4 separate regions of the Homo sapiens genome follow, and all the other regions are linked to region 1. A link is a contact called in ENCODE Hi-C or POLR2A ChIA-PET data. All regions are on one chromosome and are shown on one strand. Each heading gives the region's core, a stretch centred on a gene start or an enhancer-like site at or near the end of the contact. The rest is flanking DNA. Distances are from core to core; before and after follow the strand shown. Region 1 overlaps RAB11FIP4 (RAB11 family interacting protein 4). Region 2 holds the start of CRLF3 (cytokine receptor like factor 3). Region 3 holds the start of LRRC37B (leucine rich repeat containing 37B). Region 4 holds the start of ZNF207 (zinc finger protein 207).

The links. Hi-C counts contacts between places; a loop is a spot of excess contacts on that map. ChIA-PET counts read pairs that join two places held with the same protein, here RNA polymerase II (POLR2A). Pooled maps may share reads with other maps.
Region 2: a loop to region 1 is called in a map of CD8-positive, alpha-beta T cell, with 5 times the contacts of the local background. The contact joins the promoter of CRLF3 here to the enhancer-like site in region 1. A Hi-C loop is called at or near these places in 2 of 168 maps with a recorded cell type or tissue (CD8-positive, alpha-beta T cell and naive thymus-derived CD4-positive, alpha-beta T cell), 3 of 37 single-sample maps with no recorded cell type and 11 of 50 pooled maps. POLR2A ChIA-PET finds 5 or more read pairs at or near these places in 3 of 52 experiments (activated CD4-positive, alpha-beta T cell, activated T-cell and naive thymus-derived CD4-positive, alpha-beta T cell).
Region 3: a pooled map shows a loop between it and region 1 (4-fold over the local background). The contact joins the promoter of LRRC37B here to the enhancer-like site in region 1. A Hi-C loop is called at or near these places in 5 of 50 pooled maps. POLR2A ChIA-PET finds 5 or more read pairs at or near these places in 3 of 52 experiments (CD4-positive, alpha-beta T cell, Panc1 and WTC11).
Region 4: a loop to region 1 is called in a pooled map, with 6 times the contacts of the local background. The contact joins the promoter of ZNF207 here to the enhancer-like site in region 1. A Hi-C loop is called at or near these places in 1 of 168 maps with a recorded cell type or tissue (naive thymus-derived CD4-positive, alpha-beta T cell) and 7 of 50 pooled maps. POLR2A ChIA-PET finds 5 or more read pairs at or near these places in 3 of 52 experiments (GM12878 and activated T-cell).

What each region holds. Positions count from the first base shown.
Region 1 is chr17:31,489,899-31,496,128 of GRCh38, forward strand. The region is part of intron 3 of RAB11FIP4 (RAB11 family interacting protein 4); the gene reads left to right. Among named protein-coding and RNA genes, the nearest start is that of MIR4724, 42 kb to the right of the region's middle. Within about 2 kb of position 4,058, at least 16 of the 41 ENCODE cell types and tissues checked have a DNase peak (open chromatin) inside an H3K27ac peak, as active enhancers do; they include CD4-positive, alpha-beta T cell, CD8-positive, alpha-beta T cell and GM12878, where a contact is called at or near this core.
Region 2 is chr17:30,822,612-30,828,924 of GRCh38, forward strand. It overlaps CRLF3 (cytokine receptor like factor 3), which reads right to left and starts at 2,081. Exons shown (of 8, transcript NM_015986.4): 1 at 1,912-2,081. The coding sequence starts at 2,040. RefSeq lists a silencer at 1,993-2,372 and an enhancer at 2,080-2,374.
Region 3 is chr17:32,002,876-32,008,750 of GRCh38, forward strand. LRRC37B (leucine rich repeat containing 37B) reads left to right here and starts at 4,508. Exons shown (of 15, transcript NM_001321350.2): 1 at 4,508-5,257. It overlaps LOC124903972, which reads right to left and starts at 4,832. Exons shown (of 4, transcript XM_047437248.1): 1 at 4,501-4,832; 2 at 3,732-3,830; 3 at 233-450. The coding sequence starts at 4,832. RefSeq lists an enhancer at 3,509-4,431 and silencers at 4,474-4,523, 4,564-4,913.
Region 4 is chr17:32,348,078-32,354,086 of GRCh38, forward strand. ZNF207 (zinc finger protein 207) reads left to right here and starts at 2,080. Exons shown (of 12, transcript NM_001098507.2): 1 at 2,080-2,249; 2 at 3,709-3,835. The coding sequence starts at 2,209. It overlaps MIR632 (microRNA 632), which reads left to right and starts at 2,032; the gene lies at 2,032-2,125. It also overlaps a transcript of C17orf75 not described here. RefSeq lists enhancers at 1,530-1,649, 1,820-2,169, 4,337-4,846.

The sequences.
Region 1 (6,230 bases), core at 2,808-5,307:
CTGGGCCGGAGGCGAGGGGCGGGACTAGCCAGGCCAGGTGAGCCAGCTGGAAGGCATGACCTTTGCCCTAAGGGAGGTCTGTAGGAGAGACTGCCTGGAGCCTGCCCTCGGAAGGGACTTTTAGGCAAGTGGGGGAGGAAAAGCAGAAGAAATTAGAGGGCCCATTGGGTTCTAAGCCACCTCCTTTGGGGTTCCAGGGGCAGCCTGCACTCGGAAGGCTCTGGGCTGCAGCTTGAGATACTCCACCGGCCCTCACTCTCCCTCCCGACCATCTGTGCCACTTCTAAAGCATGCTAGTGCCTTCCTAGCCCCTTCCCCTCCTGGTAGGCAGGCTGCTTCAGACCCAAGGTTTTCTCTTTGGCCGTTCACCTGGGGCCCTTGCAACTCCCTCCTTCATCTGTACCCGTAGGTATCTGGCAGTCCCCGATCTGGGCAGCCCGTTATGCTGAGGTTTTTCACAACTGATTCTGTTCTGAGGAGACTTCGCAATTTCACTTTATATGTTTTAGGTATGGGTAAGGAGGGGGTGAAGGGGGTAGGAGAGGCTCCCAATGAAATAGCAGGTGAGCAGTTCCCAGAAGGCAGGCATCTCCGAATGAGAAAGGGCATGCTGTTTCCTGGCACAGGGCTCATTGTGTTTGAAAAGGAAGCATCTTTTTTTTTTTTAATTGAGTTGAGACAGGGTCTTGCTCTATGGCCCAAGCTGGAGTCAAGTGGTGTGATCAGGGCTCACTGCAGCCTCCCACCCTCCCAGGCTCAAGCAATCTTCCCACCTCAGTCTCAGCTGGGACTACAGGTGTGTGCCACCCTGCATCTGGCTAATTTTTGTTTTTGTTTTTGTAGAGATGGGGTTTTGCCATGTTGTCCAGGCTGGTCTTAAACTCCTGGGCTCAAGGGTTCTGCCTGCCTCACCTTCCCAAAGCGCTGGGACTACAGGCATGAGCCACCACACCCAGCTGAAGCATCTTTATCTGTTCGTGCCTGCTGTCTGGTGTTAGCAGTGGGGCACAGTGCCCTGGCCTTGCCAGGCATACAGAACCCCTGGGGCTGGACTCTGTCTTCCTCTGGGTCAGCTCTGCTGGCTCTTGACTCAGGAACTGGGCACCTATGGCTTCAAACACTGGCCTCGAAGATCAATGCCCAGTTACTTCATCTCAGGTCTCATGGCTGGATTATTGGGTGGTCCCATCCATACCAATTAGGCACCACAAGACAGGCCTGCCTATTTGGCAGTCCCACCTGGTGCCTTACTGGATGTCGTACGATCTTTGCCCCTGAATGGTACCACAGTCTCCCTCACCAGGAGGCGTTTCAGGACACGGAGGCTTCCCCATTTCTGTTTGCTCAGCCCCCAGCACATTTCCCAGTACAGGGCAAGTGGTACTGAATTCATTCACCAGATTCTTCGTTGCCTACTTTGTGCCAGATTCTGTGCTGGGCACTGGAGATACAGCAGTGAACAAAACAGACGAGAACCCCTGCCTTCAAGGAGCTCGCAGGATGGTAGTGAGGCAGGTAGAGCAGTAAAACACGGAGTATGGGAGTTGGCAGGAGGAAGAGCAGGGAAGGGGAGGGAGTGCTGGGTTTCAGAGTCAGACAGGGAAGTCCTCACTGAGAAGGTGACATCCAAACGAAAGAGGTTCAGGCAGAGAAAAGAGGAACTGCAAGGGCCCTGAGGTGGGACGGTGGCTGGCATGCTATGTCTGTCCACAGAACTACAAGACAGGATGTGATTGGAGAGCAAGCCAGGGCTGGGGGGACAGGGGACAAGCTCAGAGAGATGGGGGACCACCCAATGCTGTGACAACCCAGAATCCCAGGAGGAGGAGGAGAGGGGACTGACAGTACAAGTGAGACTAGAAATCCACAGGCACGAGCTGCCTTCCATTGCTCTGCCCTTCTCAGAGCCTCCGCGTCGAGGGGATTTGGGCATTGAGGCATTTCTGGAGGACAGGCTTCTGTGGCCACTGCTGCCACAGACTTCCCTGCCCTCAGCTTGAGTTGGGTCAGACGAGCCTGTCCATGTGAACGTGGAAACATTTCCTGCCAGACTATGCTGTTGCCACCACACGAATCAAACCAGCAAAGGGCACGCCGGCGATGTGCATACAGCTGTGTCTCTGACAGCTGCCTGGGCCTGCCTGCTGTTCCCACGGGTCAGCTCCTGTCGGGTAGGGACAGGTCCTGCTCTCAAGGCTCATAAAGCAGCCAGCAGCCTGCCCGTGTTTTCCGTACTCTGGCCTGTGTCACCCAGGCTGTCTCCTCATCTCTTGTCTGATCCTCAAGGGTTCCCTGGCCTCCCTCTTCACTCCCTCTGCCTGTGGCAGGCAGCAGCACAGTTCTATGGGGTCCTAAGGACCCCAGGGAGTCACTCCCACATTTGAGCAGCAACTTTGGGTTTAGTCTGTCCAGGTTAGGGCCCCAGATCATATATATGTGTGTACACACACGTGTGTTTGCGTGTCATGCGGCATTCGGATGGGGCATCCTGTTCATCCACCCCCCTGCTATGGGGTGGCTGAAGGTTGGGGTGCCCTCTGAGTTTTTGGTGGGTGGGGCTTCAGCAGGGTGTCTTGGCTACCTCTCCTGGCCAGCACATGTTATCCTGGGAGGATTTGTAGCTTTGGGCCTGACCACGGTTCCAAGCACCATGATCTGGAGCCCACACTGGGTGGCAGGCTGCAGAGAAGGTGCCCCCAGAAGCCTGGACTGCACCCTTATCTGTTTTCATTTGGAGCTATTTTCTCATTATCTCATGCCAAGTGTCTGACTACACATGGCAGTCCTTCCCCAAGTGTTTGCAGCTTCATCATAATACTGTTAATTGAATGGAATTTGTCATTGGCCAGCTTCTGTGGACCCCATTCAAGGCTGAGTGGATGCTGGGGGCGCCCAGCTGGCCTTGCTCAGAGGGGTCCCGAGCGTCTTGGTGCTTCAGGAGCTGAGCCCCCCTCAAGAGCATTGATGACAAGAGCTCAGATTCTCAGAACCCCCCTGAGCACCCAGACAACCTTGGTGGTTACTTCTTCACTTTTTCGCATGACCTGGAAAGGAGATGAGACGGGGAGGAGAACATAGGCAACCAGAAGGACGTGCAGCCTACAAGGGTCGTATGAAGGTCAGAGGGGTGGCTGTGATGGCCCAGAGCTGTGGGGTCTGAGTGACCTCCAGCCCAGAACCGCCCAGCAGGCCAGTGCTAGTCATGCCAGCACTTCCAAACCCACTTCTTGACTGACCTTAAGAAATGGGAAGTTTTCCAACTGTTGGTCACATTTTTAATTGATCTAACCTGCTTCATCTTCCCAGACAAGTGGGTTCTTTCCCAACAATGTAAACATTAATTCAGATGAAAACAAAGCTCTGTAGAAGTTATTAATATCTGTGGCTCTGCTCATGGGAGCCTTTCTCTTTTGAGGTACCAGAAAGAGGAAGGCCTAAACAGAACTGGAGTGTGGGAGAGTGGGCGGGCTCTCTCTCTTTAGTCATCTGTGGTCACCCCCCACCCCCCTGCGCTGTGCAAGCCTGATACCATGGAAAGGGAACCCACATTTCAAATAGCTGCTGCTGCTCCGGTGAACTTGGGGTAAGGGAGCTGAGGGGTGTCTACCCTCTGCACCAGACTCAAGTCTCCCTCCTAGAATAGGAGCGAGAATAGCAGCAAGTCCCTGCCCCCTGCTCCCTCGTTTTCCTGGAAGAAATGCCTACCTAAGACACAGACACCTGCATCCCACGCTTTGTCACCCAATGCCTGTTTCCTTAAGGAGAAAAAATGGGCGCCAGAAAACTTCTAGGTCTAGATCCTGGCTCTGTTGCTCGCTAGTTGTGGAACTTTGGACAGGCGACCTCACCCTTCTGATTTCACTTTCCCTGGCCTCACTCTTCACTCCCTCTGCCTGTGGGCAGGCAGCAGCATGGTTCTGTGGGGTCCTAAGGACCCCAGGGAGTCACTCCCACATTTGGGCAGCAGCTTTGGGTTTAGTCTGTCCAGTTTAGGGCCCCAGATCGTATATGTGTGTGTGCACACACGTGTGTGTTTGCGTGTCAGGCAGCATTCAGATGGGGCATCCTGTTCATCCACCCCCCTGCTTTGGGGTGGCTGAGGGTTGGGGTGCCCAACAGGTAGAATGGGGTTGATAATAGCACCTGCCTCGCAGGGTGATGGTGAAAATAAAATGAGCCATGGTGATTTAAGATGCCCAGTCTAGGTTCTGGCCTTTACTTAGTTGACACTCGTGGACGGTTAGATGGTTAGAGAGGCAGGCCAGTTTAGTACCAAAATGCCTTCAGAGTCAGGCTGTCTCTGGGTTCAGATCCTGGCTCTGCCCCTTGCTATTGGTGGAATCTTAGACAAGTTATTTAATTTCTCTGTGCCTCAGCTTCCCCACCTGTAAAACGAGGATGAGGCTAGTACCTCCCTCACAGGGTTCGTGGTAAGAGGATGAGGCTAGTACCTCCCTCACAGGGTTCGTGGTAAGGCTCAAATATGTAAATGTATGAAAAGCACTTAAAACTGTGCTTTGGGGTGAGCTGTTATTCTTAGTTCCTGCAGGCTTCAGCTGGTTTGATTGTTGTGACTAATAACCTTCGCACCTAACAGAATGTCTTGCCGGGGAGTGTCATGGCCCAAACAGGAAGGTGGCAGCGGAAAAACTCCATTACTCAAGGGCCTTTGCAAGAGAAGCAAAACTCTACTTCCTCAGCTTCTGTGGGTTTTTAAATCTTTTTTTTCAATTTTAATTTTAATTTTTTTAAAAAAAAAGTAGAAATGAGGTGTTACTATGTTACCCAGGCTGATCTCGAATTCCTGCCCTCAGGTGATCCTCCCACCGCGGCCCCCCAAAGTGCTGGGATTACAGGCATGAGCCTCTGCACCCAGCCAGCTTCTGTGTTTTTAACAAACCTTGCTCGGGCTCTGCAGATACAGATTCTGGGTCTGGGGTGAAGTGACTAGCATTTGTGTGGCAGTCTGTGAATGAGATGTCAAGCAGCTTCCGAGGTAACAGACTTCTCCCCAGGTTCAGTGAGGGAGACTGTACCTAGCCTGTCCTTCCAGAGGCTGCTCACACTGCCAGGCTGTGGCTGGCCTGCCAAGGGGAGGATGGCCCTCCACACCTCGGCCCACCTGCCCTTCACCTCCAGCCAGGGCCTGCCTGTCCATCCACCTGTGCCTAGCTGGAAAAGCTGGCTTGGAGCAGTGCTGCCCATCTGCCACTGCCAGCCCCCAGCATCTGCCTTATTAAAATGCTGAGGCTCTGGCTGGCCACAAGCCCCAGGAGATTTGGAGAAAAGCCAGACAAAAAGGTGCAGGCTGTGCCACCGCCCAGCCACACTGGGTGACTGCCCTTGGTAGTTAACCACAGAGTCATCCAGCTTGGCTGCCCAGAGGTCTATAGCTCCACTCAGGCGAAGCTGGCTAGCCTGGCCTAGCCTGGCTGGTTAGGTGGGCAGGACAGCCTCCACTTGACTGATTTTTTTTTTTTTTTTTTTTTTTTTTGAGACAGGGTTTCGCATTTCTGCCCAGGCTAGAGTGCAGCGATACAATCTTGGCTCACTGTAGCCTCGACCTCCTGGGCTCAAGTGATCCTCCCACCTCAGCTGCCTGAGTAGCTGGGTGCACCACCACTCCCGGCTATTTATTCATTTGGTAGAGATGAGGTCTCACTATGTCACCCATGCTGGTCTCAAACTTCTAGGCGCAAGCAATCCTTCCACCTTGGCCTCCCAAAGTGCTGGAATTACAGGCATGAGCCACCATGCTTGACTCGTCTGACTGATGTTAGGCAACCTTGAATTGATGGTCTCCTGGTGAAATGAGGGTTCTTGTTGACAAGGCAGGTCTGGCCAACACATTTTTGTATGATTATCTGCACGATTGCATCAGTTATTAGCAAAGAAGGATTTTATAGCAGCAGGTGTGTGCTCATGTGCTTGTGTGGAGTTGTTGACTGCCCTTCACTGCACACACACAGTCTGCGGAACTGTGACTGAATCCCTGTTCCCTACTCACACTTACATGGTATTTTCTGGGATTCTAAGGCACATTCTTTTTTTCCTTTCCTTTTTTTCCATTTAACATCTTAAATTGGAATGTGTCGCACATTTGCGGATTATTATAATTTGACAGCGCCTTTTTCTTGGCATACTTGAAATAACGGTGCATTGTAAAATCAGAGGTGTCTCAGATTTAATGAAATAGAAACTAGGTAACCTCTGGGGAACTTATATAATTT
Region 2 (6,313 bases), core at 831-3,330, 670 kb before region 1:
TATTTAAATTGTTGGATATAAAATTGAAAAAATACAGGTTTGAAAATTGAATACTGAACCATCTAGGGTGTAATCACGATTTTTTTTAATGCATCCAATATCAAGAGAAATTAATTACTCCCAGGTGCTAAACTCACTCATTTAGTGTCAACTCTGATTCTTAATTGCTAATACAAAAACAATAATCATGGTCATATAGAATACATCTTAACTGACTGAAATGTTAGATGGTATTTTAATATCTTTCTTTTCATACAATGTCTTACATCTAGAGTCCCTATTTCAAAATAGCAGAAGGAATAATGCAGATATTTTCAAAGAGAAATAGAGATGAGTGCATTGAAAGGCCTTGAAAAGTATTCACCAAATCAGCATAATCATATCTAGATTCTGCTTCCGGTTTCGCCACTAAAATGCAAATGATGTCTGGCCTACACTGGCTTTACAAATATTTTTAAATATATAAAACCCGGCCGGGCGCGGTGGCTCACGTCTGTATCCCAGCACTTTGGGAGGCTGAGGCAGGTGGATCACGAGGTCAGGAGTTCAAGATCATCCTGGCCAACCTGGTGAAACCTCCTCTCTACTAAAAATACAAAAATTAGCCGGGTGTGGTGGCGCAGACTTGTAATCCCAGCTACTCAGGAGGCTGAGGCAGGAGAATCGCTTGAACCCGGGAGGCGGAGGTTGTTGCAGTGAGCCGAGATAGTGCCACTGCACTCCACCCTGAGCGACACAGCCAGACTCCGTCTCAAAAAAAACAGATTATATATATACATACTTATATATGTTTGTATATGTTTTATATATATATATAAAACCCAAAACATGTTGAGTCGTTAATGATGAGAATATCCAAAGACACTGTTAGCACAGCACTTTTCTACCATTTTCAGGTTATATGCAGCAAGGAAGTGCTAAGACGACCAACTAGATTAATATCAAGTATGACCCAGAGAAATTCAGATGGAATCCCACTCACTCAAAAAGCACTTATTAAGCAGTTGCGTTAATAGTACTCTGAAGATTATCCGTCCTATCGCCAATTGGCAGCGGGTTATATCTTTTTCTATATATATTCGAGGGTATAGAGAAACCATATGGCTTTCCTGTATCTTTGATAACTCTTGCCCTGTGAAACAGATAACTGCACCACTTGAAATTATATTTAGCTTTTCCTTTCAGCACTCCTCTCTTAAAATCTATTTTTCCATTTCTCTATACCTTTGTATTCCCTCTCTCAAGGAAAAGGAAATCATTTTCCTTCTGCTCTTCCAACATAGCTTCACCTTCACCTTAAATTTTAAACCTTCTAGAACAGGATTACTCTAAATGATTTTTTAAAAAGCATTCAAGATCGTATGACATATTATTCAGGCATTAACCGCATTTATTGTCAAATGCTACTGCTTCTCAATCCCTACCTCTCCCTCACTCTCGCCCCTTAGTCCTCCCCTTCCAATATCCATTTTGTCTCCACTTTCAGCTCTCCCAGGTCACTGTCCCACCTCTTCCTCAGGCTCTCTAAAATCAATGCCTCCCCGCCTACCCACCGCAGGTTTTTTACCAGTCTCCTCCTCCCCCGACTCATCACTACCCGCATGACCCCCTCGGATTCTGCTCTGGTCCCTCACTCTCCCAAACTTCGGAGGCCACCGCTACTCCCATCGCTGCCCCACAGTTTAGTGAACGCTCCTCACACCCTCCCTCCACCCCCAAAACTTCCCCTTACGACCTCCCCAACTCCCACCTTCCCCGTTCCCAGACTCCATTAGGTCTCCTTTCAAATGAATGCCTCTTCCCTACTCCAGAGTTTTCGGACAGTCCCACCCCTCAAAGCCCTCCCAGCCTTCGCCCGGCATCCGCGCCACCCCCGGGCCCACAGCGCCCCTGTGGGTGTGGCCCTCCGACCTGCCTCCGCGCCTCACGCAGCCCCTCAAGCCGGTGACCCAGCTCCCGCCGGTAGCTCTGCGCTGCCTCCACGTTCTCGCGGGCCTCCTGCAACAGCAGCTCAGGCTCCAGCTCCATCGCCCCCCTCATCTGGCCGCGCGGCCGGCGAAACCTAGCGCGGGTTCCCGACTGCACCGGGCGCCTCCAAGCGGCCCGGCGCGGCCTCGCGCAGGCGGAAGCACCGCCCAGCCCCGCCGCCCCATGCCCCACGACGACCTTGATTGACGGGCGCACGGCGGCGCCTCGCGCGGGTGGCGTCCGGGTCCCAGCGCCGCCCGCCCCGCGGCTCACCCCGCCTCTTCCGTGCTGCGGCACAGCGCCGCTGGTTGGGCCTCCTTGGGAAACGTGCTGAGGCCTGGCAAGGTTGATAACCCGCACCTTGCCAAGTGCTTCTCACAGCTCATCGCATTCTTGCCTGACCTTCAGCCCTACCTGTATCTCCATTGCTCAGATGAGGAAATTGAGGGATAAAGGGGGGAATCGGCCGGGCGCGGTGGCTCACGCCTGCAGTCCCAGCACTTTGGGAGGCCGAGGCGGGCGGATCCCTTGAGCTCTGGAGTTCGAGACCCAGCCTGGGCAACACGGCGAAACCCTCTCTCACCAAAAATACTACTACTATTACTATTACTACTACTACTACTGCTACTACTAGCAACACGTAGTGGAGCACGCCTGTGGTCCCAGTGGATCGCTTGAGCCCGGGGGCCGAGGCTGCAGTGAGCTGTAATGGAGCCACTGCACTCCAGCCTGGGCGACAGAGCGAGACCCTGTCTCTAAATAAAAAATACTTTTTTTTAAATTAAAAATTTTAAAAAATAGCGAATCGACTTTTCCAAGCCGCAGAATTTGAGCCCAGATCTGATGACAAAAGCCCTGGTCCTTAAGAGCAGAGCAGGCCTTAGGGGAATTTACTAAGACCCAGGTGTCAGCGGGGAGCAGTGGCTCACGCCTGTAATCCCAGCACTTTGGGAGGCCGAGACGGGTGGATCACTGAGGTCAGAAGTTCAAGAGCAGCCATGGCCAACCTGGTGAAACCTCATCTCTACTAAAAATACAAAAATTAGCCGGGTGTGGTGGTGGGCGCCTGTAATCCCAGCTACTCGAGGGCTGAGGCAGGATAATTGCTTGAACCGGGAGGCAGAGGTTGCAGTGAGCCAAGATTGTGCCACTGCACTCCAACCTGGGCAACAAAGCGAGACTCGGTCTCAAAAAACAACAACAAAACCCAGGTGTCACCACCCAGAAGCTCGTGGACGAATGGGGGATCCAAGAGAGAGGCCCAAGAGATGACCAGCAGGACAGCAATTCTGGCACAAGTCCAAGAAGGGTGTTGGCAAGTGTTATCTGTAAGGACCGTAGTGAATAAGCTGGGCTTGGGCTTGCCAGACCGGAAGGTATCTGTCACAATAGGTGTGACTGTATGTAATAAAACCTTATGGGCAGGGCATGGTGGCTCACACCAGTAATCTTGGGAAGCTAAGGCAGGAGGATTGCTTGAGCCCAGGAGTTTGAGACCAGCCTTTGCAACATGAGGAGACCTCCTCTCTACAAAAAGATTTAAAAAAAAAATTAGCCGCGGGTGGTGGCGCCCTCCTGTGGTCCCAGCAATTCAGGAGGCTGAGGTGGGAGGATTCCTTGAGCCTAGGAGTTAGAGACCAACCTGGGTAACATAGCAAGACCCTATGTCTATAAAAATAAAAATAAATAAATAAATAAGTAAAATTACAAGGAAAACTTCCATAAAACCAGGACATGAATCTTGGTCTCATTCAACTTTGTTTTCTTAGTCTGATGGAAGGCAAGAAGTGTGTATCTAACATATCTACACTATACCCAAAAACAAAACAAATAAGAAAATTGAAGGAAATATTCTAAAACTGCTTACCCCTAGACTTGACATTTTTAGATGCATTGTTTTTAAATTTAGAGCATGAATTCCTAAAGAGTAAATGTTCTCGAGGAAACTGGTTTAGAAGTAGATGTCAGCTAGCCATCAGACAGAGTTTTACAGAGATATCTCCATGGCATCACATTGGTCCAGAACTGACTTTTCAAGTGTACCCAGAGGATTCCAGGGAACAGACTCTTGCTAATAAGACTCACAAGAAACAAACTAAGCAGCTTGCCAATTTATTTATTTACAACAGGAATATAATTGTTGAAAAAAATCACAATAGCTGGAAAATCAAGTTATAACCAGAGAGTTGGATTCAGATCAGAATACGTTGGTCATCTGGTCAGCAAAGGCTTTTTCCCTCTCCTGTCTCCAACCTCTTCTCAGAAAGCTCCTAACTGGGCTGGGTGTGGTGGCTCATGCTTGTAATCCCAGCACTTTGGGAGGCCTAGGTGGGTGGATCACGAGGTCAGGAGTTCAAGAACAACCTGACTAACAGGGTGAAACCTCATCTCTACTAAAAACACAAAAAATTAGCCGGGCTTGGTGGTGGCGCGCACCTGTAATCCCAGCTACTCAGGAGGCTGAGGCAGGAGAATTGCTTGAACCCAGGAGGCAGAGGTTGCAGTGAGCTGAGATAGTGCCACTGCACTCCAGTCTGAGCGACACAGCAAGACTACGTCTCAAAAAAAAAAAAAAAAAAAAAAAAAAAAAGAACGCTCCTAACTGTACTGGACACATAGTTGACAATTTTTTGCTCTCTGACTCCACCTTTCATTCCAGCTTTTTTTTTTTGAGACAGGGGCTTGCCTGTCACCTGTCACACAGGCTGGAGTGCAGTGACACAATCAGGGCTCACTGCACCCTTGATCTCCTGGGCTCAAACGATTCTCCCACCTCAGTCTGCCTAGTAGGTAGGATTATAGACACCTGCCAGTAGACCCAGACACTTCTTTAATTTTTTTGTTTGTTTGAGACAGAGTCTCCCTCTGTCGCCCAGGCTGGAGTGTAGTGGCACCATCTCGGCTCACTGCAACCTCCACCTCCTGGATTCAAGCAATTCTCCTGCCACAGCCTCCAGAGTAGCTGGGATTACAGGCGCCCACTACCACACCCAGCTAATTTTTGTGTTTTCTTTTTTTGTTTTTGTTTTTTTGAGATGGAGTCCTGCACTGTCACCCAGCCTGGAGTACAGTGACATGATCTCGGCTCGTTGCAACCTCCGCCTCCCTGGTTCAAGCGATTCTCCTGCCCCATTCTCCTGAGTAGCTGGGATCACAGGCACTGGCCACCACGCTCAGCTAATTTTTTGTATTTTTAGTAGAGACGGGGTTTCACTATGTTGGTCAGGCTGGCCTTGAACTCCTGACCTTGTGATCCGCCGGCCTCAGCCTCCCAAAGTGCTGGAATTATGGGCGTGAGCCACCACACCTGGCTCTAATTTTTGTATTTTATTAGACATGGGATTTCACCAAGTTGGCCAGGCTGGTCTTGAACTCCTAACCTCAAGCAATCCATCCACTTTGGCCTCCAAGTGTTGGGATTACAGGTGTGAGCCACTGCACCTAGTCTTAATTTTTTTTTTTTTTTTTTTTTTGAGATGGAGTCTTGCTCTGCTAACCAGGCTGGAGTACAGTGGCACGATCTCGGCTCACTGCAACCTCCGCCTCCCGGGTTCAAGCAATTCTCCTGCCTCAGCCTCCCAAGTAGCAAGGACTACAGCTGTGAGCCACCACTCCCGTTAATTTTTGTAGTTTTAGTAGCGACTGGGTTTCCCCATGTTGGCCAGGCTGATCTTGAACTCCTGACTCCAGATGATCCACCTGCCTCAGTCTCCCAAAGTGCTGGGATTATAGTTGTGAGCCACTGCTCCCGGCCTCAGCCTTACATTTTTTTTTTTTTTGTAGAGGCAGGGTCTCTGTATGTTTCCCAGGCTGATCTAGAACTCCTGGGCTCAAGCAGTTCCCTGCCTTGGTCTTCCAAAGTGCTCTGATTACAGGCCTGAGCCACCATGCCCCACCCATATTTTTTCTTTATTTTCTTCCTTTCTTTAATTTTTTTGAGACAGAGTCTCACTCTTATGTCATCCAGGCTGGAGTGCAGTGGCGCGATATCAGCTAACTGCGACCTCTGTCTCCCGGGTTTAAGTGATTCTCAGCCTCCTGAGTAGCTAGGATTACAGGCGTGCGCCACCACACCCGGCTAATTTTGTATTTTTAGTAGAGATGAGTTTTTCACTATGTTGGTCAGGCTGGTCTTGAACTCATGACCTAAGGTGATCCACCTGCCTTGGCCTCCCAAAGTGCTGGGATTACAGGCGTGAGCCACCCCGCCCAGACAACAATAACGATTTTTAAAAGTAGGTGTTAGACACATGGGGAAGATAATCTGAAATGACATGGGCACTCTGTAAACTGTGAATTGCTTTACCATGTGAGAGTTCATTTAGATTAAAATTGATAAAAGCCA
Region 3 (5,875 bases), core at 3,258-5,757, 510 kb after region 1:
TAGTCCCAGCTTCTCAGGAGGCTGAGGCAGGAGAATGGCGTGAACCTGGGAGGCGGAGGTTGCAGTGAGCCAAGATTGTGCCACTGCGCTCCAGCCTGGGCGACAGAGCGAGACTCCATCTCAAAAAAAAAAAAAAAATTTTTTTTAATCTATTTTCAAATTTTGCAGTGATTTCATACCAACAGTTTAGCTCAGACTTAACAAAAATAAAATGAGAAAATGACCCTCTCACCATTAGCTGTCACCAGAAAGGATTTGTTACTGCCCTGAGCCTTATCGGTCAGGTCTTCAGTTATGTCCATGTGTCGGATTTCTTCATGCATTTCTTCCAGAATTTTGCAGAGTTCTGCTTCCCAATAATCTTTGTCTAGACAGTCAATTAATTCTGCAAGCTGGACCTTTGTGCTGTAGTACCAAATTTTATTTTCATTTTCATTTTCTGTATCTTCTCTGTTTAAAAATGGGGAAATACTTTATATGTTAGACATAATGCCACTTTTCTGACAGTTTCATCTACCCAGTGAAAAGTTAAAGCTTATGCACTAAAACTCAATATATGTGCTCACAAGAGATCCCTGCAGGTCTTACTCAAACTTGATTTACTCTGAGAAAGGACATCTAAAAAACTTGATACAGAGAAAGATGACCTCAAAATTCAGAACCATATGAGAGTACTTTGTGGAAGCCAGTTTCAGCTACATCTCAATCAACTTTAAGATCATCAATGTAACAATATGATGAGCCGAATGTATTTAGAATTATTTTATTTTAATTATTTATTGAGATGGAGTTTTGCTCTTGTCACTCAGGCTGGAGTGCAGTGGCGCGATCTCGGCTCACTGCAACCCCTGGCCTCCCGGGTTCAAGCGATTCTCCTGCCTCAGCCTCCAGAGTAGCTGGGACTACAGGCATGTGCCACCATGCCCAGCTAATTTTTGTATTTTTAGTAGAGATGGATTTGGCCAACATGTTCTTGATCTCCTGACCTTGTGATCTGCCCACCTCGGCCTCCTAAAGTGCTGGGATTATAGGCATGAGCCACTGCACCCAGCCTAGAATTATTTTAGAATAAAATAAATGTATTTTAGAGACAGGGTCTCACTTTGTCACCCAGGCTAGAGTGCAGTGGCACCATCATGGCTCACTGCGTACTCAGACTCCTAGGTTCAAGCAATTCTCCTGCCTCAGCCTCCCAAGTAGCTAGGACTACAGACATGTGCCACCATACCTGGCTAATTTTATAATATAGTTTAGAAATATTTCCATCAAACTGGTGTAAACGCTTTGCTAAGTTCTGGTTCTTGAAGGAGTTATCTCAAATAATATCTCATCCCTTTTCTTCGGGACAATCGAAGCCCAAAATGAAGAGAAGAGCTTCCTCTCCAGCCTAAAACTCTCCTAAGGTTCCATTCACTTTTAATGGATTTAAAGACTTCAACAGAGATGGTCACTAACTTAAAAGAAACAAGGCAAATTAATGTCTAGGACTAGATGTAGAGGAACACACATAATGGTATTTCTGTTCCCACTCAAAAGCAATTCAAGAGTATGTGTGAGGCAATTGATGACAGTGAGTCTGATTTTCCTGTTTCCTCAATGGCAAACTGAGGGAACTGAAAAAACTGGGCTTTTGGAGAGATCTGGCTTTAAATAGGCTAATGTGCTTAGAAGATATGTGGACATGGACAAAACACAACCTCTCTGAGTCTCTAAGACATTTTATTTATCTCACTTGTAAAATGAGGATATAATAAAACCTGCCTGTGTGCCACTATAAGACTTAAAAGTATAATGATGAGGCATCTACCATAGTGCCTGGGCACATTAGTGATCAATAAATGTTAAATATTATTGTTAAGGTAGTAAATGAATAAAAATTCAGCAGCATTACAGGAATGAGTCACTCAGTAATTCTGAAGAAAGAAGGGCTATATTAAATCATAGATAAAAGGATACTGGTGGAGTACCCTTATTCTGAAAATCTGAAATCCAAAATGCTCCAAGGTCCAAAAGTTTTTGAGTGTCAACATGCTGTTCAAAGGAAATGCTCATTAGAGCATTTCAGATTTTCAGATTAGAAATGATCAACTGGTAAGTAGAATGCAAATATTCCAAAAATGCCCAAAACACTTCTGATCCAAAGCATTTTAGGTAAGGATGCTCAACCTATACAGTATTCACTGACTTAACATTTTTCTTCTTGAAGCCACAGAAAGATAAATTCATTAAAGCATAAAGGAGCAAAACAGCAAATACCTGCTAATCCATTCAAAGAAGAGTTGGGTTTTTTTGGTCTATTTTGTTTAACTTTTCTCTTTTTTTTGGTGGGGGGGAGGGGGTGGTGAAGGAGTCTCGCTCTGTTGCCCAGGCTGGAGTGCAGTGGCATGGTCTCCGCTCACCACAACCTCCGCCTTCCAGGTTCAAGCGATTCTCCTGCCTCAGCCTCCTGAGTAGCTAGGACTATGGGCACATGCCACCATGCCCGGCTAATTTTTGTGTTTTAAGTAGAGATGGGGTTTCACTATGTTGGCCAGGCTAACCTCGAACTTCTGGGCTCAAGTGATCCACCCACCTGGCTTCCTAAAGTGCTGGGATTACAGGTCTGAGCCACCACACCTGGCCACCCTCTTCAAACAAAATATGAGCATTTCCATTGGCCTAGGTCTTCACCTTGTCTACTTTATTGACTTACATTACTTACCTAGTCCCTGAAGACATAACACACATTTGCCACCCTTAGAGCTCAACCAAACTGTATTGAATGCATGTATTTGGCAATTAGTGCTTGTATTTTAATTTTCATTTCACATATGTGTTCCATTTTCCTAACTAGATTGAAATAAGCCATCTCCTATTAGGTATTTTTCTTTCTTTTTTAAAAATTTTGAGACAGGGTCTTGCTCTGTCACTCAGGCTGGAGTGCAGAGGTGCAATCATGGCTCAGTGCAACATCCACCTCCCAGGCTCAAGCGATCCTGCCCCCTCACCCTCTGGCGTAGCTGGGACCACAGGTGCGCACCACCATGCCCGGCTAATTTTTCAATTTTTTTCTAGAGACGAGGTCCTGCTATGTTGCCCAGGCTAGTCTCAAACTCTTGACCTCAAGCAATCGTCCGGCTTTGGCTTCTCAAAGGGCTGGGATTGCAGGCATGAGCTATCGCGCCCGGCCAAGTATTTTTGTTTAAATTACTTTTTGGTTGTCACTTATCTCAATAAATATTAACATATGTTTACGAAACCTTTCTTTTTCTTTTTTTTTTTTTTTTTTTTTTTTTTTTTTTGAGACGGAGTCTCGCTCTGTCTCCCAGGCTGGAGTGCAGTGGCGCGATCTCGGTTCACTGCAACCTCCGCCTCCCGGATTTTACGCCATTCTCCTGCCTCAGCCTCCCGAGTAGCTGGGACTACAGGCGTGCACCACCTACGCCCGGCTAATTTTTTTTGTATTTTTAGTAGAGATGGGGTTTCACTGTGCTAGCCAGGATGGTCTCGAACTCCTGACCTTGTGATCCGCCCGCCTCGGCCTCCCAAAGTGCTGGGATTACAGGCGTCAGCCACTGTGCCCGGCAAACCTTTCTCTTATCTGAAGAACTGACCTCAACCACTCAGGGTTGAGTCCCTGTGATAAGGTTTGAGGGTGCCTGAACTGTCACCATGATTCGTCCCCTGGGCTGAGCTCAAACCTAGTGATTTGTCAGGTAAATAAATTAAGGTTATTTCCCGATAATACAGACCTGTAACACCGTGAAGTAGGTTTTAGGCAGGATTCCCTCTTTTCCACTGCAAAGGAGAGGTAAGTTCTTGCTAAGGTGGTCAGGCTCCTAGCTGGGACACTGGGAAGGTGGCGGGAGATTGGAACATGCAGTAGTTGCATTCTGGAGTTTACTGAGGCTTTCCGAGTGGGGATCCCATGCAACAGGTCTTAGGGACCCCCCTCCCTCCAGGCGTGGCAGCCCGGGGTGTGGCTCCTGGCACAGATCCGGAGCAGTTGTCATCGGAGTCAATTCAGGACTCCACTTCCAAGCTTCGGAGTTTCCTAAATTCTGGGGGCTTGTCTCCCTGTACCCCACCCCGACTAATTTTCCTCGGTCGCTGGCGCTGCCCCGTCCCTTAGGTCGCTCGGGCCGCCCCCCTCCGCGACTTTTTTTTTCTTTCTCTCGCTGCCTCTTTCAGCCTCAGTTTCCCTAGAGGGCGGGAGGGGAACGATATTTGGGGGCTCTCCTGCCTTCCTCTCCGAGCCGCGGAAGGGGAGTCGCGGGAAGGAGACCCGGCAGGCTTTGGGCTCCAGCCAGGGGTCCGCGGAGACTGTGGTCTCCGAAGGCCTTAGACGCGGGGCTTGTCAGGAGCTGCGGGCCTCTTTCAGCCGCGCCACCCGCACCCGGAGCGCCGTGCTGCGCCAAGTCCAGGCGCCCCGAGCTCTCCGCCCCCGACTCAATGCTCCCGCGCTCCCCCTAGCGGCCGCCGCGCCACCTCGCCCCCTTCCCAGGCTGGGCGGCGGCGCACCTCACGTGACCGCGCTCCTGTAGAGGGAAGAAACAAGGTGGCGGTTGAAGGCGATCTTGAGTGGGGCCCCAGCAATTCGGTTGAGCCTTCTCCCTCCACTCGCTTCCGCCGGCCGGGCCCCTCCCGCCCAGCCCCTCGGGCCTCCCAACCCGGCCCCGGCGCTCCCCACCGCCGCCACTGCGCCCGGCCCTCCCCGTCAGCTTTCCCTTCTCCCGCCGCCTGGGCTCCAACAAGAGGGGCCGGCGGGGCAGGCCGACCAAGCAGCCCGCGGCTCCCGCTGCGGAGCGCTGCGCCCCGGCCCCGCCGCCGCCGCCGCCCACGTCCGGACCCATCGGGGGCTCCCCTCGCCGATACGCGGTAGTAGCCGGGGCAGGTGGGCAGCCGCCAGGCTGAGGTGGCGCCCAAGACGCGGCTGAGCTCGCCCAGGGTGGGCAGCAGTAGCCGGAGGAAGCCACCGCCGCCGGCCCGCCCCGCGCCGGCACCAGCGCACGGGCCCGGCGGGGGCGCGGGGGCAGCCACCTAGCCCGGACCACCGCAGCCCGGAGGGCTGTCAACAGAGTGGTGTATGATGACTACGAGAGCGAGGAGGAGGAGTAAGAGGAGGGGGGCGGCGATGCCGAGGAGACCCAGGAGTCTGAGGACAACTAGGAGGATGACATGGAGGAGGACGACGATGACTCCGATTATCCGGAGGAGCTGGAAGATGACGACGAGGACGCCAGTTACTCCACGGAAAGCAGCTTCAGCAGCACTCCAGGTACCCACCCAGCGCAGTTGCTGCAGACTCATTCCCCACCTCCTCTCCCCTCCCCCCTTGCTCACTTATGTGCTGTGCATCCCGCTCCGATCTCCCGCCAACCCCGCCGACCCCTAAACTTTAGAGGGGAAATGGGAGGGCACATCAAGTGGCAAAAAACTAGATTTATAAGAGGAAAGAAGCACATTGTTCAAAATGGAGATTGCATTGTTGCAGGCCGCACTCGCTTGCTCCCCGTCCCCCCAACTCCCTTTTTTTCTCCTCAAAATTTGTGCCAGTGCAGTGTCTCCACCGGGCAGGATTGAAACTTTGGCAAACACATATCCATTGCATTCATTTTTCTCCCCTTGTTTTGGTGTGGTTTTCTGGAATGAAAGAAGCCTCTTGTTTTGCAAACCTCTTTGCATTTCTAATGTGTTTCCTTTCGGATTTTCATTATATATCTGTTCCTTAAAAGGGAATTAAGGATTTGTACAGATTGTGGCACACAGACACACAGAAAAACATGCCTGTGTTCACACCCCTAGCTGTGGTTTTTAAATTGTGTTAAGGAAACGGATCATTTTGGTTAGTAGGGGAACTTTACCTGGTCCTGTGTGTTTGTTTTTATTCTTCGAG
Region 4 (6,009 bases), core at 830-3,329, 860 kb after region 1:
AGTGATCTCGGCTCACTGCAGCCTCCGCCTCCCGGGTTCAAGCGATTCTCCTGCCTCAGCCTCCGGAGTAGCTGGGATTACAGGCGTGCCCCACCACGCCTGGCTAATTTTTTTTTGGTATTTTTAGTAAAGACCGGGTTTCACCATGTTGGCCAGGCTGGTCTTCAACTCCTGATCTCAGGTGATCCACCCGCCTCAGCCTCCCACAGTGCTGGGATTACAGGTGTGAGCCACTGCGCACAGCCCAAACTGATCCTTTAAAATTCAAATTTAATTCAGCTCCACACATACTTTGTGTTTTGGGGCAAATTATTCCAGCTCTCTTAAGTCTCTTTTATCTCATCTCTATTAACAAGTTGACAATAATGGCTCCTACCCCAGAGGCTGAGACAAATAATGTTAAAACTCACTACAATGCTTGGCACACGGTAGGTGCTCCATGGATGTCTGCTATTATTTTTTGCTTTTAATAGTAACATAATTTACATTACTAGTTATTATTATATGCTAAGCTCTGTTTTAAGTGCAGCCAAGATGAAGTTTAACTGCCTTGCCCAAAGTCAGGCAGCTAAGCAGTGGCACTGGTGGACTATGAACCCAAGCACTGGACTTTTAACCACCTCTCACTTGCATGATCCTCCAGTTGCCCTCTTAGAACCACTGTGCCTTCTCAGAGACTTCAGCTGAAATCCAACTTCTGAGAATGCTTCTAGGGTTCGCCAGAACCCGCCTTTGCTAGCCTCCCTAGGATTATCTCTTGTGACCAGCACCTTCACTGACAGCTCCAGTCTTTTTTTTTTTTTTTTGAGACGGAGTCTCACTCTGTCACCCAGGCTGGAATGCAATGGCGAGATCTCGGCTCACTGCAACCTTCACCTCCCAGGTCCAAGTGATTCTCCTGCCTCATTCTCCCGAGTAGCTGAGGTTACAGGCGCCTGCCACTACGCCTGGCTAATTTTTGTATTTTTAGTAGAGACAGGGTTTCACCATGTCGGCCAGGCTGGTCTCGAACTCCTGACCTCAAGTGATCCGCCTGCCTCGGCCTTGGCCCATAGTGTTGGGATTACTGGCGTGAGCAACCGCGCCCGGCTATCAGCTCCAGTCTTACCACGATTAGTTTTTCACGTGCCCAGCCTCAAAGACTTAAACTCTTTGCTCCCTTACGGAGATACCCTTTCCTTCACCTTGCTTGCTCCCGTTGACTCCTCAAGAAACCTTTCTTATGTCGGGCGCAGCGGCTCAAGCCTGCAATCCAGCACTTTGGGAGGCCGAGGCGGGCGGATCACTTGAGCCCAGGAGTTCGAGACCAGCCTCGCTAACATGGTGAAACCCCATTCTACTAAAAATACAAAAATTAGCCGGGCTTGGTGGCGCGGGCCTGCAGTCCCAGCTACTCGGGAGGCTGAGGTAGGAGAATCGCTTGAACCCGGGAGACGGAGGTTGCAGTGAGCAGAGATCGCGCCGCTGCACTCCAGCCTGGGAGACAGAGCGAGACTTGGTCTCAGAAAAATAAAACAAAACAAAGAAAAACAAAACTTTACTTGACAACCCAACGACCACTACCACTACAGCCGCCCTAGGACTCCCGCTCTCTGAGGTCCTACAGCACTTCGCATTTCCCTCAACGCCGCACTGAGAACTCTGCATTGTGTACTCGTCTGTCACCAATCTGCGAGTTACAAAGCAGAGACTAACTTATTTGGTTTAGCATTTAATAGGCACATAATCAACATTTACTGTTCAATTGAAACAAAATTAAAATTGGGCGCTGTCTCTATCTTTATTTGTGATCGGCCCTAACTGCACTGGCAATCTTTTCCGTTTTTTTGTTTTCTGTTTTCCATTCGCATGCCCCTTAGCGTACCTGGGGCTCCGGCTCCTTTACAAATGAAACCCAAAGTGCTCCGCAAGCACAGCCAGCGAAAGCGAAAAACTCTGAAACGGACAAGATGGCTGCCACCTCTTCGCGCCTCTTAGTCCCACCCACTCAGGGCGGAGGTCTGCGTCATGTGACCCTCCCCTTCTTGGCTCCGCCTCCTACCGCAGTGCTTGACGGGAGGCGGAGCGGGGAACGAGGCCGTCGGCCATTTTGTGTCTGCTTCCTGTGGGACGTGGTGGTAGCCGTTGGGTTGGGAAAGTGAGGGATTTTTGGCCTCGTTTCTCCTGCTTCTTTTCTCCTCCCTTTTACTTTGCCGGTAGAACACAGTTATGGGTCGCAAGAAGAAGAAGCAGCTGAAGCCGTGGTGCTGGTATCCTTTGTCGGTTTGAAGTCGAGGTCGCGTTGGGGTGCCGGTTGTTGGGGCCTGGGACTAGGAGGCCTGGATTTGGCTTACGGCGTGGAGCGTTTGTATTTAGGCGTCTGCGTGGGTGGCCTGGTGGCTGGGATTGGACTTGGGAAGGCTTCTAGGAAAATGGGGTTCCGAGGTCGACAGGCTTTTGCAGTTGTGGGTCGTGTGACTCTGTGACTCAGGAGGATCTTGTTCGGTGCGAATTTTGGACTCCGGGAGGCGGCCTGGACCCCTCCGCCAGGGACAGTGTCCCCTAGGGACTATTCAGCCACCTTCCGTTGTTTTGGTGACGATTCAACAAGGGACTTTTCTTCGAGTGCGATAGGCTTATTACTTTCATGGAGGGTTGGGGACAGCTTCACAGTCTGTCACCCACTTTTTCTGTTTTTATTTACTTTATGTGTGTTTTGTGTTTATTTTTTCGAATTGGCGGTTTAGTAAAGAACCAAGTTAGTCAACCCTGGTTTCGAACCTTTTTTTTTTTTTTTTTCTTTTCGGGGCGGGAGGAGAACTAGCTTCCGTGTCTCACCCAGAGGCGCCTTAATCTTCAGGAAGCGTTCTCACAGGGCGGAGTTTCTGTTACCCAACTTTGTAGGACTAAAAAGTGCCTATCTTATTAGGAAAACTCTTACTACAGTGTGGTATTAATGCTTTTTCTGGAAGCGTTAATATTCTTTACATTAAAATTGATTTTATTTACTGTTTTGTACGTAAAGGCGGCTTGTTACAGTACTGCGTTTATGTAACAGTTTTAAAAATAGCTTAAATACGGTTACGAATTTTGTAATGTGATTTTAGGAAAATCTGAGTAGTGAGGTAAGAATTCTGTTTTATTGATGTAAGAATTCTGCTTTATTGATTTTATTGATCTGTGAATTTAAATACATTGCTTGGCAACATAAATTCATACGGAATTGGAAACAACTTTATGGATTGTTCATTCGAAATTATGTGATTATTGTTCACCATATAGTTACTCTTAGATTCTAAATATTGCTAAATTCCTAATCCAGTTATTGCTATCGTCTTCATATCTAGTGAAGTAATTGTCTTGACAGAACCTTAGGGATTTCTTAACTGAACTCTTTCCTGTCCTCAGTGTGCATTTGTAAATGTTGAAATATTTATAACAAAAGTTTCACCGACATCTCTGTTAAACACAGGAATTTGACAAAGTATATTGCTGATTATTGAGATGTGTTTTTTGGGGTGGTGAAGAGAGCTGGCCTTCTAGGAAATTGAAAATACTGAAATAACATGGCAAGTGTAGTCCCTAATTGTGTAATAAATATAAAAAGCAGAGTTTCTATACAGTACCATTTTGGTTTTAGCTGTTCCCATATTGTAATGTTATCCATATGTTTTTATTATAGGCAGTGTCATCATTAGGCTGTCTTTGTGCCTTAACAGTATTGATCAGGTATTGTAATAGAGATTTTGATGATGAGAAGATCCTTATTCAGCACCAAAAAGCAAAGCATTTTAAATGCCATATATGTCACAAGAAATTGTATACAGGACCTGGCTTAGCTATTCATTGCATGCAGGTAAGGATTTTTCTTCTGTATTTATTGTCCGCTTGTGATTTGGAAACAACTTGAAAGAATAATCTTTTTTATTTTTTTGAGTTTCGGTCTTGTCGCCCAAGCTGGAGTGCAGTGGTGCAATCTCGGCCCACTGCAACCTCTGCCTCTCGGGTTCAAGCTATTCTTCTGCCTCAGCCTCCGGAGTAGTTGGGACTACAGGCAGCCGCCACCATGCCCGGCTAATTTTTTGTATTTTTAGTAGAGACTGGGGTTTCACCATGTTGGCCAGGCTGGTCTCGAACTCCTGACCTCAGGTGATCCACCCACCTGGGCCTCCCAGAGTGCTGGGATTACAGGCGTGAGCCACCGCGCCTGGCCGAAAGAATAATCATTTATTTCTCTGACAACTGTAGTTTTGTTTTTTTTTTGTTCACTTACTTACTGCAAAAGATAAGATAGCCAATCAGCATTAAAAAAAACAAAAAATTTGTTCGATAGCCATCAAGACAATAAACAAAACTGGCTTTTTATGTTTAAAGAGGGTTTGTATTTGTATTTAGTTTGATAGTACCTTACTAGGTTAGATTGGTAACATATCGAAATCACTAAATATTTCCTGAGTACTTGGAGCAGAGAACAAGGATCAGCGATTTAGATTTTGTAGGTGGTCTGGCCTTAAGAATTAATACTTAATTAGCAGTCATTACTCACTGCCATTGAAGGATCTGTTATTATCTGTAGCTTGGGGCTAGGCTAATTTCAGCAATTTATTTATTGGACTTCTTTTGGAATGGCAGCATTGTACTTTTTGCTTTTGTTTTTAAGAGATGGCCTTGCTCTGTGGCCCAGGCTGGATTGCAGTGACATGGTTATGGCTCACTGCAGCCTCATATTCCTGGGTTCTAGCCGTCTTCCTGCCTCGTTCTCCCAAAGCCCTGGGATTATGGGCATGAGCCATTGTGCCAGCCCAGAATTGTATTTCATTTAATAATTTCTAGGTTTCGGCTGGGCGCGGTGGCTCACGCCTGTAATCCCAGCGCTTTGGGAGGCCAAGGTGGGCGGATCACAAGGTCAGGAGTTCAAGACAGCCTGACCAACATGGTGAAACCCCATCTCTACTAAAGATACAAAAATTAGCCGGGTGTGGTGGCATGGGCCTGTAATCCTGGCTACTGGGGAGGCTGAGGCAAGAGAATCATTTGAACCCTGGAGGCAGAGGTTGCAGTGAGCTGAGATGGTGCCACTGCATTCCAGCCTGGGCAACAGGGTGAGACTCTGTCTCAATAATAATAATAATGACAATAATTTCTAGGTTTTTAAAGTTCTTTTAATAAATAGCGAGAGCATTGTAATTTATATTTTTTAAGATCTAGTAAGTACCTTCATGTCTCATTCAACATTATTCTACTTTGCTTAGTCCTAGAGCTGTCTGAATTTTTGCTAAATTAGACCTTACAGAAATATGAGATGAGCAAATACCAAATCATTGGAAACTACTATGGGTGGGAGGTAGGGAGACGTGATTTCTCCAGGTTTAAAGATAAATTTATATAGATCCTTTTCACTCCAGATACTTTAACAATAATTTAATATTCATTTTAAAATGTTGACCAGATGTGGTGGCTCACGCCTGTAATCCCAGCACTTTGGGAGGCCGAGGCTGGTGGATCACCTGAGGTCAGGGTTTCAAGACCAGCCTGACCAACGTGGTGAAACCCCATCTCTACAAATACCAAAAATTAGCTGGGCATGGTGGCAGGCACATGTAGTCCTGGCTACGGGGGCGGGGGGAGGGCTGGGGGCGGGGGGCGCGAGGCGGGTGCTGAGACAGGAGAATCACTTGAACCCGGGAGGCAGAGTTTGCGGTGAGCTGAGTTTGTGCCACTGCACTCCAGCCTGGGTGACAGAGACTCTGTCTCCAAAAAAAAAAAAAAAAAAAAAAAAATTGTTAGAGAACCTACTACATGTTAGACTCACAGCTGTTCACTGTTGCAGCCATTAGTTACATGTGGCTATTTAAAATGATATAAATATCTAAATGCTCAGTTTCTCTGTCAAGTAGCTAACTTATATTGGGTAGTGTGGATAAGAACATTTTGTTTTGATTGATTGACAGGGTCTCATTCTGTTGTCCAGGCTGGAGTGCAGATCATAGCTCACCGCAACTTTGAACTCCCTTACTCAAATGATCCTTC